2 separate regions of the Homo sapiens genome follow, and region 2 is linked to region 1. The links are chromatin contacts, found by Hi-C or POLR2A ChIA-PET in ENCODE. All regions are on one chromosome and are shown on one strand. Each heading gives the region's core, a stretch centred on a gene start or an enhancer-like site at or near the end of the contact. The rest is flanking DNA. Distances are from core to core; before and after follow the strand shown. Region 1 overlaps NWD1 (NACHT and WD repeat domain containing 1). Region 2 holds the start of CCDC124 (coiled-coil domain containing 124).

Region 1 (3,348 bases), core at 391-2,890:
GGGGATGGGCATGGAGGTTGGACATGCCTTTTTCTAGAACGCTGATGGTGTACCTGTTTGGCACAGTCCCAAAACAGTAGGAGCCCCTAATGCTGTCTCCTTGTACCAATCCCTGGCTAGGGAATTTTTTTTTTTTTTTCAGATGAGGTCCAGTGGATGACAGAGCAAGACTTCATCTCAAAAAAAAAAAAAAAGAAAAAGTGAAAAAGTGCAGTGGTGTGATCTCACAGCTCACTGCAACCTTGAGCTTCTGGGCTCAAGGGATCCTCCTGTCTCAGCCTTCTGAGGAGCTGAAACTACAGACATGCAGCGCTATCCCTGGCTAACCGGGGATGTTTCTGCCTGCACATTTCCCTGTGGAAACTGATGAACATCTTTGGAGTCTCAGCTTAACTTGAGGGCTGCCTCCTTGCTGCTTATGAGAATGATTCATTGCACCAAAGTCCCATTTGGTTAAAAGATGAGGCCGGGCACAGTGGCTAACACCTGTATTCCCAGTGCTTTGGGAGGCCAAGGCAGGAGGATTGCTGGAGGCCAGGAGTTTGATACCGGTCTGGGTAATATAACAAGATCCCGTCTCTATAAAATTAAAAAAATGAGCTGGGTGTGGTGACGCCCACCTGTAGTCCCAGCTACTGGGGAGGCTGAGGTGGGAGGATCACTTGAACCCAGGAGTTTGAGGCTGCAGTGAGCTGTGATGGAGCCACTGCACTCTAGCCTGGGTGCCAGATTGGGATGCTGTCTTTAAAAAAAAAAAAATCTGGGCCGGGCGAAGTGGCTCATGCCTGTAATCCCAGCACTTTGGGAGGCCAAGGCGGGTAGATCACCTGAGGCCAGGAGTTCGAGACCAGCCTGGCCAACATGGTGAAACCCCCTCTCTACTAAAAATACAAAAATTACCCAGATGTGGTGACACGCACCTGTAATCCCAGCTACTCGGGAGGCTGGGGCAGGAGAATTGCTTGAACCTGGGAGGTGGTGGTTGCAGTGAGCCGAGATAACGCCACTGCACTCCAGCCTAGGCAACAGAATGAGATTCTGTCTCAAAAAAAAAAAAAAAATCAAGTGGCTCTTTGGGTAAAAAAGAAAAGAAAAGGAAAAAGATGCATGATCGTTATGGTTTGTATATTTATTACTAAGAAAGAAGCAGTGCTGGAAATTCCACTCTGCCCACCATTGATCATGAGACATAGTTCAATGTCAAAGGCACTATGGAAGCATCAGCACTGAGAGCTGATGAAATGGTCAAGCTTTTCTGTTTAATGCCCATGCCCGTCCTCTGACGCGGATGCTGTCAACATCCTCCACACGCACATCGGGAGACGGCGGTCCCTCCAGAAGCACAAGCTCCTTCCAGAGGCTGGCTCCTGACCCCTTTTCCTTTCCTGCTCCTCTAACTCATTGTTCCTCCCCCTTTCTTCCTCCAGTCACATTGAGTACTGCTGGCCTCTCACCACTTGTCTTAAGAATCTATGTGTCTTTCTCTCGGTGCTAAAGAATTCAGGGAGGCAGGGACTGTTCCGAGTTGTCTTTGTCTCCCTGTCACCCCAGCCTTCCACAGGGTCAGCTTTGCCTACCTGAACTGAGCTGTTCTGCCCAGCCTCCCCATGGCGAGCAGGCACAAATGAACTGCAAGCGTGCGGTTGCCAAGGAGACCTTGGTACGTCCAGTGCTGGCCAAACTAAACACCCTCCTTTGCAAGGAAAGCTTTGTGAACAAGTGTGGACACGTCCTTGCTTTCAAAGCAACAGTTTGAAAATGGCCAAGTTCCTTTTTTAAAAAAGCTTTTCTGTCAGGGCGAGGTGGCTCATGCCTGTAATCCCAGCACTCTGGGAGGCCGAGACAGGCAGATCACGAGGTCAGGAGATTGAGACCATCCTGGCTAACACGGTGAAACCCCATCTCTACTAAAAAATGCAAAAAATTAGCCGGGCATGTAGTCCCAGCTACTCCGGAGGCTGAGGCAGGAGAATGGCGTGAACCCGGGAGGCGGAGCTTGCAGTGAGCCAAGATTGCGCCACTGCACTCCAGCCTGGGTGATAGAGCAAGACTCCATCTCAAAAAAAAAAAAAAGATTTTCTTTCTTTTTTTTTTTCTTTTTTCTTTTTCTGTTTTTCTTGCAACAGGGTGTCGCTCTGTCACCCAGGCTGGAGTGCAGGCATGCAATCACAGCTCACTGCAGCTTTCTGGGCTCAGGTGATCCTCCTGTCTCAGCCTCTCAAGTATCTGAGACTACAGGCACACACCACTACACCTGGCTATTTATTTATTTATTTATTTATTTATTTATTGTAGACACAATGTCTCCCTATATTGTTCAGGCTGGTCTCAAACTCCCGGCCTCAAGAGATCCTCCTCCCTCAGCCTCCCATAGTGCTGGGATTATAGGGGTAAGCCACTTTGCCCTGCCTCTGTTCTAATTTTTTTATTTTAATTAACTTGCTTTTTTATTTCTTAATTTTTATTTTTTTAGAGATGAGGTCTTGCTACATTGCCCAACCTGGTCTTGAACTCCTGGGTTCAAGCAATCCTCATGCTTCAGCCTCCAGAGTAGCTGGGATTATAGGCACATGCCACCGTGCCCGACTAAATGTTTATAAATAAACTTCTGAATTTGGAATTTAGGCTTACAGGAAACGCATGGACAGTACGGAGTTCCCATACACCCCACACTCTGTGTCTCCTAACGTTTTACCTAACCACAGCACAACCAACTATGTTGTTACAACTATGAAATGAACTTTGAGGACAGGTGCAGTAGCTCGTGCCTGTAATCCTAACATTTTGGGAGGCTGAGGCAGACAGTTCACTTGAGATCAGGAGTTTGAGACCAGCCTGGCCAACATAGCAAAACTTTATCTCTAATAAAGATACAAAAAAATTAGCCAGGCGTGGTGGTGCACGCCTGTAATCCCAGCTACTCGGGAGGCTGAGGCAGGAGAATTGCTTGAACTCGGGAGGCGGAGGTTGTGGTGAGCTGAGAGTGCACCACTAAGCTCCAGCCTGGGTGACAGAGCAAGACTCTGTCCCCCTGACCAAAAAAAAAAAGAAAGAAAGAAAGAAAGAAATCAGTCTGGGGGCAGTGGCTCATGCCTGTAATCCCAGCATTTTGGGAAGCCGAGGTGGGTGGATCACCTGAGGTCAAGAGTTCGAGACCAGCCTGGCCAATATGGTGAAACCTTATCTCTACTAAAAATACAAAAAATTAGCCAGGCATGGTGGTGTGCGCCTGTAGTTCCAGCTACTCAGGAGACTGAGGCATAAGAATCGCTTGAACCCATTAGGCAAAATTTACAATGAGCCAAGATCATGCCACTGGAAGGAAGGAAGGAAGGAAGGAAGGAAGGA
Region 2 (3,348 bases), core at 421-2,920, 1.2 Mb after region 1:
ATGTGCCACCACGCCCAGCTAATTTTTGTGTTTTTAGTAGAAACAGGGTTTCACCATGTTGGTCAGACTGGTCTCAAACTCCTGACCTCAGGTGATCTGCCTGGCTCGGCCTCCCAAAGTGCTAGGATTACAGGCGTGAGCCACCATGCCTGGCCTTTATTAGTATTTTTTAAGAGAGGTTCCTTCACCCAGGCTGGCTGGAGTGCAGTGGCGCTATCATACCTCACTGCACCCTCCAACTTCTGGGCTCAAGTGATTCTCTTGAATGGGAGGATGAGCATGCCACCACGCCCAGCTAATGTTTTTATCTTCTGTCGAGATGGGGTCTCATAATGTTGCCCAGGCTGCTTTCAAACACCTGGCCTCAAGCGATCCTCCCACCTTAGCCTTCCAAAGGGTTGGGATCACAGGCATGTGCCACTGCGACCAGCCAGGATAATAATCTTTCATGTGATTTTCCGACTTTAAGCCCCCTGCACCCAGAGACCTTTCTGTCTCATGCCTGAAGGGAAGGAACTGGCCACGGAAAAACCTGGGAAATTCCTGGGGGAACTCCCTGAGGCAAGACTGCGCCTGGCAATTTGTAAGAAGGGGGCTGGTGCGACCTGAGCAGAGAGCTAATGGGAGGGTGAGGGAAGCCAAGGGAGATGGGGTGGGAGGTGGGAGGAGTCTTGCGGGACAATGGGAACCCAGGGGAGGCGTTAGAGCAGGGGAGGTGCATCGCGCACTGGGATTTAGGTCCCAGCAAGGTCGCTGGGGGGATGCCTTTTAGGGAATGGACTCTGTGGTCAACTACTCCTACCTGAACTGCCCCCAAAGCATTTGCTTTTCCCTCTCCACAGTCAGGACCAGTGTAACCTTAGACCCCTAATACTGCCATTTTTACTGTTGAGAACACCGAGAAGTAGTAAATGCAGAAAATCTAAAGTATAGTGCCTAAGACAAATTGGCGCCTCAAACCTAATTTCTAAATAAAATTAATAAATAATATTGCAGAAGTGGGGAGCAGGTCAGCAATCCAGGAAGAGGCACTGGCAGGAGCAAGAGACGGAATTTGAGCCTACTCGCGGTTATGAGCCTACTCGCGGTTACATTTTGGCCAAACTCAATTCCTGGTCTCTCTGAGCCTCGGTTTCCCTACCTGGACTGCGCGGTGTGTGTTAATTTCTCTGCCCCATTTATCTCCCCTCTCCTAGCCCCGCCCCAGCGTCACCAGTGGGACGCAGAGACTCAGGACTAGGAAAGCACTTTTAAAGCGTTAAGGGATTGCGAAGAGCTACGGAGAGGCTTCCTCAGGGCTATACTGGGTCCACCTCCCCTCATGGACCGCGGGCGCGCTCTGGCGGCCGGGCCGCTCCAGGCTGAAGCCGCCGGACCACGTGTGTAGTCGCAGCTGCCATCTTTCATCCGGGCATCGGCCATCTTGGTAAAGGCAATGTTCTAGATTTTCGCCTCTGCCCGCCCCTCCTGGTTCATCAACATATTAAATGAGCGTAGGGAATGAGGGCGTATTAAGTGTCCTCTTTTTGAAGAGACAAAGAAGTGGCTGACTACCCTGGCTTGGGTCCGAGGCCCAGCCATCTTTTTCTTTACCAAAATGGCGGCGGTACTGAGGCGCAATGAGTGCGCGCCGCCAGGAGCTCAGCGCGCAGGCCCCATGATGACGTCACGGAGGCGCGACCGGGCCGGCGCTGGGGTAAGAAGGTAGGAGCGTCTGCGGCGCGGGCGGAACCCGGGTTCGGGGAGCAGAGGCGCGGGGCGGGGGCTGCTTGGCCTGGGACCATCCCCTGGGAAGGCTGGAGGAGGGGTGCTGGGAGGCAGGAGCACTTCTGGCGTCCAGTCTGAACCGCACCTAGTTGGGGGCGATGCCCATTTCCAGACTAGACGATTGAAGCCCGACGCGACAGCATGTTCGAGGCCACCTGGCCCCGGACTGCCCCTAGGCAGCTTCTGGTCTCGAGAGGGACAGAGTTGGGCGCGGACTCCCCCGGCCTCTTGTAGGGGGATTAGTGGTGGGGGACTTCAAAAGGGATAGCCGGGAGGGCTGCTTAGAGGAGGCATTGTTGAATTTTGTATTCTGTTATTTTACCTTCACATCCGTGGGGTCTTAATCCCCATGGGTCTTGATTCGCTTCTAAGTGTGCCCCTCGCCCAGCCTGAGCCACTCCCTGGGTACCGCCTGGGCTCCCAGCTCCTGCCATCTGGGGAGTCCACCTCCTCACTAACCCCAGAGGGCTTGTGTGACCCATAGATTGGGCTTCCCGGCTCTAACGCCCTCCACACCTTCCCATCTCCCTGGAATACAAATCGCCCCCTTTTCCAGCCTACCTCCTGCATCCCGCGTGCAGGCTGCGCTCTCCCCCACTCATTCAGACTTTTCCTTAGATGTCTCCTTTAGGAAGCCCTTTGACCCAGGCTGGGTCAGAAGCCCTCTCCGGGCTTCCCCGGCGCCCTGCGTGTCCTTATTAGGACTCTGATTGCATGTGTTGGCTCTTCTCTGGGAGTCCCATGCAGGCAGAAAGCTCATTTGTGCCACCTCTTTCCCCAGCATCGCACACGTATTAGGTGCCCAGTACATATTTATTGAATGACGTGTGCAAGTGAGTGAGTGTTTACTACACAGAGAAAAGTGTCTGTATTTCCAGCTTGGGCTGTCATAACTAATACCACAGACTGGGTGGCTTAAACAGCAGAAATTGCCAGGCACTGTGGCTCACACCTGTAATCCAGGCACTTTGAGAGGCCGAGGCAAGCGGATCACTTGAGGTCAAGAGTTTGAGACCAGCCTGGCCAACATAGTGAAACCCCGTCTCTACTAAAAATACAAAAATCAGATAGGCATGGTGGCACATGCCAACATGGTGAAACCCCATCTCTATAAAAATACAAAAATTAGCCGGGCGTGGTGGCAGGTGCCTGTAATCCTAGCTGCTTGGGAGGCTGAAACAGGAGAATTGCTTGAACCGGGTGGGTGGAGGTTGCAGTGAGCCGAGATTGTGCCACTGCATTCCAGCCTGGGTGAAAGAGCAAAACTCCGTCTCAAAACAAAAAAAAGCCCCAACGTGGAAACAGCCCAAATGTCTAGCTGTGGACAATGGATAAACAAAATGTGGCGTATCCATGCAGTGGAGGAATATTCAGCCATAAAAAGGAACGAAGGGCCAGGCGCAGTGGCTCAGGCCTGTAATCCCAGCACTTTGGAAGGCCGAGGCGGGAGGATCACTTGAGCCCAGGAGTTCAAGGCCAGCCTGGGCAACATAGTCAGACCCTGCCTTAAAAAAAAAAAAAAAAAGCTAGGCATGGTGGCCTGCACCTATAGTCCCAGCTACTTAGGAGGCTCAGGTGGGA

The links. A loop is a pair of places that touch in the nucleus more often than their neighbours do. ChIA-PET counts read pairs that join two places held with the same protein, here RNA polymerase II (POLR2A).
Region 2: a loop to region 1 is called in a map of breast epithelium, with 20 times the contacts of the local background. The contact joins the promoter of CCDC124 here to the enhancer-like site in region 1. A Hi-C loop is called at or near these places in 1 of 168 maps with a recorded cell type or tissue (breast epithelium). POLR2A ChIA-PET finds 5 or more read pairs at or near these places in 1 of 52 experiments (AG04450).

The regions. Positions count from the first base shown.
Region 1 is chr19:16,732,476-16,735,823 of GRCh38, forward strand. All of the region lies in intron 3 of NWD1 (NACHT and WD repeat domain containing 1), which reads left to right. Among named protein-coding and RNA genes, the nearest start is that of NWD1, 14 kb to the left of the region's middle. Within about 2 kb of position 1,641, at least 19 of the 41 ENCODE cell types and tissues checked have a DNase peak (open chromatin) inside an H3K27ac peak, as active enhancers do; they include breast epithelium, where a contact is called at or near this core.
Region 2 is chr19:17,931,345-17,934,692 of GRCh38, forward strand. CCDC124 (coiled-coil domain containing 124) reads left to right here and starts at 1,671. Exons shown (of 5, transcript NM_001136203.2): 1 at 1,671-1,704. RefSeq lists enhancers at 749-1,287, 1,434-1,493, 1,514-1,703 and a silencer at 1,784-1,833.